Linked DNA regions of Homo sapiens: region 1 is linked to region 2. Evidence: read pairs that join two places in POLR2A ChIA-PET (ENCODE). Cell type or tissue: MCF 10A. All regions are shown on one strand. Each heading gives the region's core, and the rest is flanking DNA. Links, peaks and the distances in the headings are about the cores only.

Region 1 (5,383 bases), core at 299-5,298, 230 kb before region 2:
CTTGTTGCCCGGCTGGAGTGCAGTGGCTCAATGTTGGTTCACGGCAACCTCCGCCTCCTGGGTTCAAGCAGTTCTCCTGCCTCAGCCTCCCAAGTAGCTGGGATTACAGGCATGCGCCACCATGCCCCACTAATTTTATATTTTTAGTAGAGACAGGGTTTCTCCATGTTGGTCAGGCTGGTCTCAAACTCCCGACCTCAGGTGATCTGCCTGCCTCGGCCTCCCAAAGTGCTGAGATTATAGGCATGAGCCACCGCTTCCGGCTAGAATCTTAACATGAGAGTTTTGGGGGGACACAAACATGTAGTCTATAGCCTTACTCTTTTGCTAATTAAAAAAATCAGAAAGCTGAGGGCTTTCTTTAGTCATTTGAAATGCTTAAGGGGAGTTTTTGGCTTAGTTTTTTTGGTAACAGCTTTATTGAGATTTAATTGACAATTCACTTATTTAAACAGTACAATCCAGGATTACATGCCTGTAATCCTAGCACTTTGGAGGAGACCAAGGCAGGAGGATTGCTTAAAGCCAGGAATTTGAGACTAGCCTGGACAACGTAGTGAGATCCCATTGCTAAAAAAATAAAAATAAAAAGCCGAGTGTGCTGGTGCCTGCTTATAGTCTCAGCTACTCAGGAGGCTGAGGTGGGCAGATCATTTCAGCCCAGCAGTTCAAGGTTGCAGTGAGCTATGATCAAGCCACTGCACTCTAGCCTGGGTGACAGAATGAAACCCTGTCTTTAAAAAAACAAAGTAAAAGGTAACAATGCAGTGACTTTTAGTGTATTTAGAGTTGTGTATCCATCACCATAATACATTTTAGAACGTTAATTTTTTTTTTTTTTTGAGACAGAGTCTTGCTCTGTCGCCCAGGCGGGATTGCAGTGGTGCGATCTTGGGTCACTGTAACCTCTGTCCACTGCAACCTTTGTCTCTTGGGTTCAAGTGATTCTTCTGTCTTGGCCTACCAAGTAGCTGGGATTACAGGCGCATGCCACCACGCCTGGCTAATTTTTGTATTTTTAGTAGTGACAGGGTTTCACCCTGTTGGCCAGGCTGGTCTCGAACTCCTGACCTCGTGATCTGCCCGCCTTGGCCTCCCAAAGTACTGGGATTACAGGTGTGAGCCACTGCACCCAGCCAAGATGACTTCTTAGATAATCCTATGTGTTTTCATGTTCATTGCATCAGGAGTCATCCAGTGTCTGGTTTTAGAATTTGAAGACCAGTGAGTTCATTTGGTGACAGACCTATCTGCCTGTTGGAAATTTCCCCTACTTTTCATCTAATTTAGGGATTCTTAGCTTGGGGTCACTGTAGAATTCAGGAAACATTTGAGAGGGGAAAAATTAATTTATTTTTAGTGACCTATACCTGAAAGTTAACATCTACATCAACTATAATTGTAGGCCACAAGCCAAAGAAGTATTAATAGTATCTGTGAGTTTGTCACCACTAGAGAGACCAGAGATACTTTCATATCACATCACAGTTATTGCAGATATCTCAGAATACTGTCTTTGCTCACTACTACATTGGAATTATAATAGTTATTAGATCTGCCACTAGAACTTGTTTAATCTGCTAATAAAGCACATATATCACAAATTCATTTTTAATATTTTGATGACTGATTTGGTTTCCTTTATAATCCTGTGCATTTTATGCACTTAAAAGGCAGGATAAACACTTAATTTCATTTTAATTACTAAGTTTTGGGTTAGGAGTTTGTGCCTTAGCTACTTCCAGTGGTATCTAGTGAGGTATGGGCTCTTTTCTTTTTTAAAATTATGACTTGCGGTTTTATATATATTCATTGTGTTTCATTCACTTATATTAATTACTCTTCTTGATGTTTAAATTGTCTCACTTTTAGCCTATGGGAGTTATTTTCTAAGTTGGTTTCAGTGTTCTTTGTGATACAGGTTATTAACCTTTGATAATTTCTTGCTTTTTGGCAAGGCCAACACAATGTCCTGGACTCAACTCGTACATTTCCTGTTTCAGACTTATAATCAGTCATTCCTTCAAGGAATCCTGTTTTCCATCTGGTGGGGAATGGACCACACTCTGGTGTGAGTACACTGGGTGTACTCAGTGTTACTGAGTTGTTACTGCTTGTAGGACTCTTTCGTATACAGAGATAGGATATATTTTCCTCAAGGGACAGAGCTAGCAAACATTTTAGAGGAAAAAAAATCTGTTTACGTGGTTTTTGGTTCAAGTTTAACATTATAGATTTTTATTTAACTTACTGGGTTTTATATTTATCTTTTTTCTTACTGAAAATTTTGGTTCTTCAAATATTTGCATTGGCTTACCGCTTGTATTAAAACAGTTTCAAAATAAAAATGTCAACATTACTACTAATTGACTTGAGTTTGGCTTACAATTTCTTTGTAGTATTTTTATTAAGAATGTGCAGTCAAAATACTGTATTCTAAAGTTAAAATAGCTTTTCTTTGTGGCTCTATCACTAAGTAGTATACGGTTGTTTTCATTCTTCAGGAGTTTTTTTTTTTTTTCTGTTTTCAGTGCATATAATTATATTGCAAGTTATATTCAAAAGTCTCATTTCCATCTTTCTTCTACCTCATTCTTTCCTTCCCCCATTAGTAGTTCTTGAAAAGTTAGAGTTTATCTTTCTGATATTTTGTTAGCAAAACTATACGTATATTCATATCATTGCTCCTCTCCTTCATATACAAGGTAATGGACTACATACACTGTGTGCACCTTGCTTTTTACATGTTATATTCTAAAGATTGTTCTCTATCACTATTACTTAGAAATATTTTATGGTTCTGTAGTATTCCATTATGTGGTAGATATATCTTTGTATATTCATCCAGTCCCTTATTGATGGATTTATGGGTTGTTTCCAAACTTTTGCTCCTACAGATAATATCACAATAACCATATGCATATACTGTTGCATATTTATGGGGCTGTTTCTTCATAGTGGATTCCTTAGAAGTAGAATTGTCAAGTTAAAGGGTAAATCTATGTGTGATTTTTCTAGATCCCCAAATTTCCCTCAGTAAAAGTGGTGTCATTTTGACATTCCCATCATAGTTATGAGAATGCCTGTTTCCCTCATTTTTGCCAACTATGCTGTCAAGCTTTTGGGTTTTTTTTTTGTTTTTGTTTTTGTTTTTTTTTTGAGACTGAGTCTCACTCTCTTGCCCAGGTGGGAGTGCAGTGGTGTGATCCTGGTTCACTGCAACCTTGGCTTCCTGAGTTCAAGCGATTCTCCTGCCTCAGCCTCCTTAATAGCTGGGATTACAGGCACATGCAACCACGCCCAGCTAATTTTTGTATTTTTAGTAGAGACAGCATTTTGCCACGTTGGCCAGGCTGGTCTCGAACTCCTGACCTCAAGTGATCCGCCCGCCTCGCCTCCCGAAGTGCTGGGATTACAGGTGTGAGCCACTGCACCCGGCCAAGCTTTTGGATTTTTGCCGGTCTGATAGGTAAGCATGATTTCATGTAGTTTAAAAAAAAAAAAAAAGGCTGGGGGGGGCAGGCGCGGTGGCTCATACCTGTAATCCCAGCACTTTGGGAGGCTGAGGTGGGCGGATCACGCGGTCAGGAGTTCGAGACCAGCTTGGCCAACGTAGTGAAACCCCATCTGTACTAAAAATAGAATAATTAGCCGGGCATGGTGGCGCACGCCTGTAGTCCCAGCTACTTGGGAGGCTGAGGCAGGAGAATTACTTGAACCTGGGAGGTGGAGGTTGCAATGAGCTGAGATTGTGCCACTGCACTCCAGCCTGGGCAACAGAGTGAGACTCTGTCTCAAAAAGAAAAAAAAAAAGGTAAAATATGCATAACATCAAGTGTACCATTTAAAACATTTTTAAGTGGTACAGTTTAGTGGCATTAAGTAGATTCACACTGTGCCGTCATCACCACTATCCCTCTCCAGAACTTCTCCATCATTTCATACCGAAACTCTATCCATTAAACAATAGCTACTATTTCCTTCTCTCCACAGTCCCTGGGAACCACTGTCTCTATGAATTTGACTATTCTAGGTACCCCATATATGTGGAACCATAGAGTATTTTGTCTTTTCATGACTGGCTAATTTCACTTAGCATAATGTCTTCAGAGTTCATCCATGTTTTGTAGCTATGTATCAGAATTTTACATAGATCTGTGTATCAGAATTTTAATTTTTAAGACTGAATACTGTTTTCTTGTATGCATATACTATATTTATCCAAATTCATGGTTTGTATATACATGTTTTGCCTTTTTTTGAATTAGGTGGGTTTCTTTTTGCTGTTAAGGTCTCATGTATTTTAAATGTATATTTTTATTATGAATGACAAAGCATCTTTTGGTATGTTTTAGCAGTTTCCATTTCTTCTGTGAACTTCATCATCTGTTACCTTTTAAAAAATTGAATATTTCAAAATATATATTTTTTTGAGACAGGATCTTGCTTTGTCACCCGGTTAGAGTGCGTAAGTGCAATTATAGCTCATTGCAGCCTCAACCTCCCAGGCTCAAGTCCTCCCGAGTAGCTAGGTCTACAGGCATGTGCTATCGCACCCAGCTAATTTTAAAACATTTTTTGTAGAGACAGCTCTCGCTGTGTTACCAGGCTGGTCTGAAACTCCTGGCCTAGGTGATCCCCCTGCCTTTGCCTCCCAAAGTGCTGGGATTACGGGTGTAAGCCACTGTGCCTGGCCTCAAAATATTAAAAAAAAAAAAAAAAGCAACTTTATTTTTAGGAACTAATTGTATACTAGAGATTTATCTGTGATATAAGTGACTTTGCTATGATTTTTACCCTGCAAACTTTACCAAAAAAATGGGTAGTCTCTTTTATTGCTCCTAGATTTTGAGAATAGCTGGGAAGTTTTTTCTTTCACTCCCAGATTATAAAGGTTTTCACTCTTATTTTGTCTTCTAGTACTTACGTTATTTCACTTTACATTTCAGCCTCTGATCCATCTGGAATTTATATTGATGTATAATAAGGAATTGATCCAATTATGTTTTTCCTAATGACTATCTGGTTGTCCCAACACGTTTGTTTAAAATGTTCATCTTTCCATGTTACATTGATTTGTGATGACATTTTTATCGTGTACAGATTGAGAATCCCAATTTCGAAAATCTGAAATTGTAAATGCTCTAGTATCTAAAACTTTTTCAGCACCAGCGTGAGAATCAAAGAAAATGCTCATTGGAGCATTTTGGATTTCAGATTTTCGGATTTGGGTATAATGCAAATATTCCAAAATGTGAAAAAAAATCTTAACTCCATAACATTTCCAGTCACAAGCATTTTGGATAAGGGATACTCAATCTGTATTTGATTTCAGTATGTTCTTGGGTTTGTTTCTGGAATTTATTCTGTTGGTCTGTCTATT
Region 2 (5,383 bases), core at 54-5,053:
CCAGCGTTTCCACAGGGACCTATCACCATGGGCTGGGGGAATCAGGAGCGATTTTTCAGAAGAAGTGCGTCTTCAGGAAAGCCTCAAAGCTGGTTTCTTACTCTTGACATTGGCCCAAGTTCCAAGCTTCTCCCCATCATGGACAAAAGGAAAGTGGGCTACTCCTCACAGTAGCTGTACCTGGAGACAATTACATTCTAGCACAGTCCACCTAATTGGCACCGCACAGCAGGGAGAACAAGCCAAATGGCAGGCTTGCGGAACAGGCATTCTGGGAAGGACGGCAGCCAAGTGGGTTTGGGTTCAGACTGCTGCCTATGCTACTTGGAGCATATTAACTGGACCAGCAGACCAAAGGCCCATCGCAATTCCACTAAGACTGTGGGGAGAGCTTGGAACTGTGGGGAGAGTTTGGAAGCTCCAACTCTTTGTATTTTATCTTTACTGCACTGAATTGTCATTGTCAGTGAAAGCACTGCCATTCATTTGGTTTTCAGAAACTCAAGGCGATGTGGCTGTTTCCTCCCTAATGACTCCCCTGAGTGTGGTGCATCTTAACGCCACCGAGTGTGGAGGTGCAGCCCAGGTGGGTCAGAAGCAGGAGACACGACTCTAGTGTTCTTCTCATTTGACAGGGGAATAAGCTTGAAGCTTGACTCTCACCAGTGTGCCGAAGTGGTCAAGGGCAGTCACTGATGTTGTGCTTGTCCAGGCACCTGTACAGAGTGTGCATTCAACAAATACCCCATGCCACTGTGACTTACTGCAAGTGTATTTTATTTTTATTTTTTTAACATTGTTAAAAACATTTATTCTGATACATTCTATCATAAGTTAGTACAAGTTCCACTCTGCTACAGGTTCATCTGTGAAGAGCCTTGTGCCATCCAACTAGTGACTGAATGATGTCCCATCTCTTATCCGAGCCAGAGCACACATCTTTCATGCTGTCCACTGATTGCCTCCAAATCCAGAAGACCAAATAATCCTTTATCCCCAAAGTAGGCTCAGAACAGTTGGTTCAGACATTCCAGGATCTGCACCCCTCTTAAATCCCAGGTAAATCACAAGAGGGATAAAGCCCAAGTGGATGGCAAACTGGCCCCCGTTGAAGAGCTGCTGCAGTCTCTGCTTGGCCTCTTTGCTCAGCTTCACCATGGCGATGGCCGTGTGGCACAGGGAGGACCCCTTACAGCAACCACCGCATCGGGAATCCGAAAGGGAGAAGTTATTTTTATTTTTACTTATCTATTTATTTATTGAGATGGAGTTTCACTCTTGTTGCCCAGGCTGGAGTGCAATGGCACGATCTCAGCTCACTGCAACCTCTGCCCCCTGAGTAGCTGGGATTACAGGTGCCCACCACCAAGCCTGGCTAATTTTTTGCATTTTTAGTATAGACGGGGGTTTCACCATGTTGGCCAGGCTGGTCTTGAACTCCTGACCTCAGGTGATCCACCTGCCTCGGCCTCCCAAAGTGCTGGGATTTCAGGCATGAGCCACCACGCCCGGCCTGCAAGCGCATTTTTGAAGGGCTAGTGAAGAGCTGGGCGTGGTGGCTCAGGGGCTATAATGCCAGCACTTTGCGAGGTCAAGGTGGGTGGATTGCTAGAGGTCAGGAGTTCAAGACCAGCCTGGCCAACATGGTAAAATCCCATGTCTAACTAAAAATACAAAAATCGGCTGGGCCTGGAGGTGCATGCCTACGGTCCCAGCTACTCAGGAGGCTGAGGCAGGAGAGTCACTTGAGCCCGGAGGGGGGGGCGGGGCAGAGGTTACAGCAAACCCAGATCAAGCCACTGCCCTCCAGCCTGGTAGACAGAGTAAGACTCCATCTCAAAAAACAAAACAAAACAAAAGGCTAGTGAAGCTTCTTTGAACTGGAAAGGTGTGTCTTTCAGAGTAGTTACCGTGGCTAATCAACCCCTTCCTTCCTTGTCTCCCTCTGCTCTTCCATAAGCTTAACAGTAGCAACGTTCAGTTCCCAGTGATGCTCAGTTTTAAAAATTTACTGCATTCAGGGTGTAATTTCCAGATCTCAAAATAATTCCTCTTAAAAACAAAACAAAAACAAAAAACAGACCCTTAAGCTTACTAAGTCTCCATTATGATAAAAAAAATATACATATAAGTCTTTCTTATTCAAGTGGGGAAGATTAAGAGCGTAGCCTGTGGAGGGAAGAAATCTATCAAAAACCACATTACGCTCAATGACATGTTTGGGCTCAGAGCTGTACTTTCAAGGTATTTCTCATCTTTACCATGAAGAATCCTCTCTTGGAATTACGTCCATTCTGTGGTAGTAGGAACTTGACTCACAAAACCACAGCTTTCCGAAACATTGGCAAGGAAGTTGGGTCATATATGGAAATTTCTTTCTATGAGCCTCTAAACAATCAGTTATTTGTTTCCCCTTTTTTTTCCCACAAGAAGAATTTTCTCTAAATAATTGGAGGAGATTTCCCATGGGAATCAGGCAATGGTGACTTCCAGGTCTTAAACTCTATCTAAAACAGTTTGAAAACAAAAGACACAAGAATGTGGCTGGCTGGCCTGTAACAATGCAAATTCTGGTAGTAACAACAACAGCCAAAGTGTGGAACTTCTAGTACTTCTAGTACCTCAGAGGAGGGCGGGCACTAGGGCAAAGCCTCTCTGGTTTGTATTTAACTAAGAAAGTGTAATCCTCCCAGCACTGACCAACTAAAGCTTAAATTTTCTATGACCTATGAAAAAAAGTTTGCAAAAAGCCTTCATAATCTAAGTAGCAAGAATATCAGACTCTGTAAGAAAAGATATTCGGCTCAAGAGCTTCAAAAAAAAAATTTTTTTTTTGAGATGGGGTCTCACTCTGTCACCCAGGTGGGAGTGCAGTGGCACAATCTTGGTTCACTGCAACTTCTGCCTCACAAGCTCAAGCGATCCTCCTGCCTCAGCCTCCTGAGTACCCGGGACCGCAGGGGCAGACCAGCACACCCAGCTAATTTTTTTTTTTGTATTTTTGGAAGAGACAGGGTTTCACTATGCTGCCTAGGCTGGTCTCGAACTCCTAAGCTCAAGTGATCCACTTGCCTTGGCCTCCCGAAGTGCTGGGATTACAGGCGTGAGCCACTGCACCCGGCCTTAAGAGCTTCAAGTTTTTTTTTACCTGTACAACCATTTGAGCATAGTTCACACATGAATTTCAGCGTGCCCACAGAAGGCTAAATGCTTCATAGAGCACTGTACATTAATGGCAGAGAATATTGAGGATTTTAAATCACAGATGGAGGAGAGTTGGGATTCAAATTCCCAACCAAATCAGATCTGCCTGATAACAAATCCTATGTTCTTTCTTCTCTGGCACCAGGCTTTGACCATGTCCCGTTTGTCACAGAGGATCTAAGTGAGTCCTCCATGAAACCTCTTAAGGGGGACAGAATGTTTTGTGAAAAGACAGTGAGCACACAGATGTTTACAGCAGCTTCATTCATAATTGCCAAAACTTGGAAATGACCAAGATGTCCTTGAGTAAGTGACTAGATAAACCGCGGCACACGCAGACAACGGAGTATTACATGACACTGAAAAGAAATGAGCTACTAAGGAACGAAGACATGAAGGAAACTTAAAGGCATGTTACTAAGTGAAAGCAGCCAATCTGAAGGGGCCATCTGTGGTATGATTCCAACTATATGACATTCTGGAAACGGCAAAATTATGGAGACAGTAAGAAGATCCCTGGGTGCCAAGTGTTGGAGGGAAAAAGGGAAAAATGGGCACAGAGGATTTTTAGGGCAGTGAAACTTCTCTGTATGATAATGATGGATACATGTCATTATACATTTGGTGTGTCATTATACACACCACCACGCCTGGTTCGTTTAAAAAAAAAATTGTTTTTTAGAGACAGGTTTTACTATATTTCCCAGGCTGGTCTCAAATTCCTGGCCTCAAGTGATCTTCCTGTCTCAGTCTTCCCTATAGCCCAGATTACAGGTGTAAGCCAGAGTGCCTGGACTTTTTTTTTTTTTTTTTTAAATATATAACACCAAGAGCGAACCCTAATGTACACTGTGGACATTGGGTGATTATAAGATGTCAATGGAGGTTCATCAATTTTAACAAATGCACCACCCCAGTGGGGGGGGGGGGCGTTGATCATGGGGGAGGCTGTACATGTGTGGGAAAAGGAGATATATAGGAAATCTCTATCTTTCGCTCAGAAAAAATTATTTATTTATTTATTTTTATTTATTTTTGAAACCGGGTCTCACTCTGTTACCAAGGCTGGAGTGCAGTGGCGCGCTCATAGCCCACTATAGCCTCAACTTCCTGGGATCCAGCAATTCTCCCACCTTAGCCCCCCGAGTAGCTGGGATTATAGGTGCGTGCCACTATGCCTGGCTAACTTTTGTATTTCTGGTAGAGACGTGGTTTTGTCACGTTGCCCAGGCTGGTCTCGAACTACTGAGCTCAAGAAGGCCACTTTAGCCTCCCAAAACCCCTGGCCAGAAAAAACTTAAAAGGCTAGGTCTTGCTCTGTCACCCAGGCCAGAATGCAGTGGCACAGTCATAGCTCACTGCAGCCTCAAAGACCTTGGCTCAAGCAGTCCTCCTGCCTCATCCTCCCAGGCAGCCGAAACTACAGGCACACACCACCACGCCTGGTTCATAAAAAAAAAAATTGTTTTTTAGAGACAGGTTTTACTATATTTCCCAGGTGGCTGGTCTCAAACTCCTGGCCTCAAGTGATCTTCCTGTCTCATTCTCCCCGATAACCCGGATTACAGGTGTGAGCCACTGTGCCTGGCCTTTTTTTTTTTCCTTTTTTTTTTCTTTATCAATTTTGCTTTGAACTTAAAACTGCTCTAAAAAAATTAAGTCTTAAGAGAGAGACGGCCGGGCGCTGTGGCTCACACCTGAATCCCAGCACTCTGGGTTGCCGAGGCAGGCAGATCACCTGAGGTCAGGAGTTTGAGACCAGCCTGGCCAACATGGTGAAACCCTGTCTCTACCAAAAATACAAAAATTAGCTGGGCGTGGTGGCGTGTGCCTGTAATCCTAGCTACTAGGGAGGCTGAGGCAGGAGAATCGCTTGAACCTGGGAGACAGAGGGTGCAGTGAGCCAAGATCGTACCGCCGCACTCTAGCCTAGGCGAGACTCCGTCTCAAAAAAAAAAAAAAGACAAGACAATGAGCTTCAGTTAAACAACTATGGGGCTAAACTTAGCATTCCTGCTCACTAGCCATATGAATAATAACTGAATCTTTCAATGCCTCAGTTTCCTCATATGAAAATGTGCAATGTAGCTGCAGAGGTTTTGCTAAAATCAAGAGACAGTGCTTTAGATCATCTCAGTGCCGGCCACAGTGGGCATTTGTCAAGCTGTGGTTACAGCGA

What was found. ChIA-PET counts read pairs that join two places held together with the same protein. Peaks named below come from ENCODE experiments on the same cell type or tissue, not always from the same donor. Only the 100,000 strongest peaks of a DNase experiment are listed, where the experiment ranks them.
Region 1: POLR2A ChIA-PET joins it to region 2 with 5 read pairs; 2 of 35 experiments call an interaction of 5 or more read pairs at or near these places.

What each region holds. Positions count from the first base shown.
Region 1 is chr5:32,150,558-32,155,940 of GRCh38, reverse strand. The region is part of intron 1 of GOLPH3 (golgi phosphoprotein 3); the gene reads left to right. Among named protein-coding and RNA genes, the nearest start is that of GOLPH3, 21 kb to the left of the region's middle. In MCF 10A, for the core only: no CTCF peak of the experiment used is centred there; no DNase peak of the experiment used is centred there.
Region 2 is chr5:31,919,142-31,924,524 of GRCh38, reverse strand. The region is part of intron 2 of PDZD2 (PDZ domain containing 2); the gene reads right to left. LOC107986346 (mitochondrial import receptor subunit TOM7 homolog) reads right to left here and starts at 1,228. Exons shown (of 1, transcript XM_047417968.1): 1 at 786-1,228. The coding sequence starts at 1,158. The coding sequence ends at 991. RefSeq lists an enhancer at 1,071-1,570. In MCF 10A, for the core only: no CTCF peak of the experiment used is centred there; a DNase peak (open chromatin) is centred at 2,324.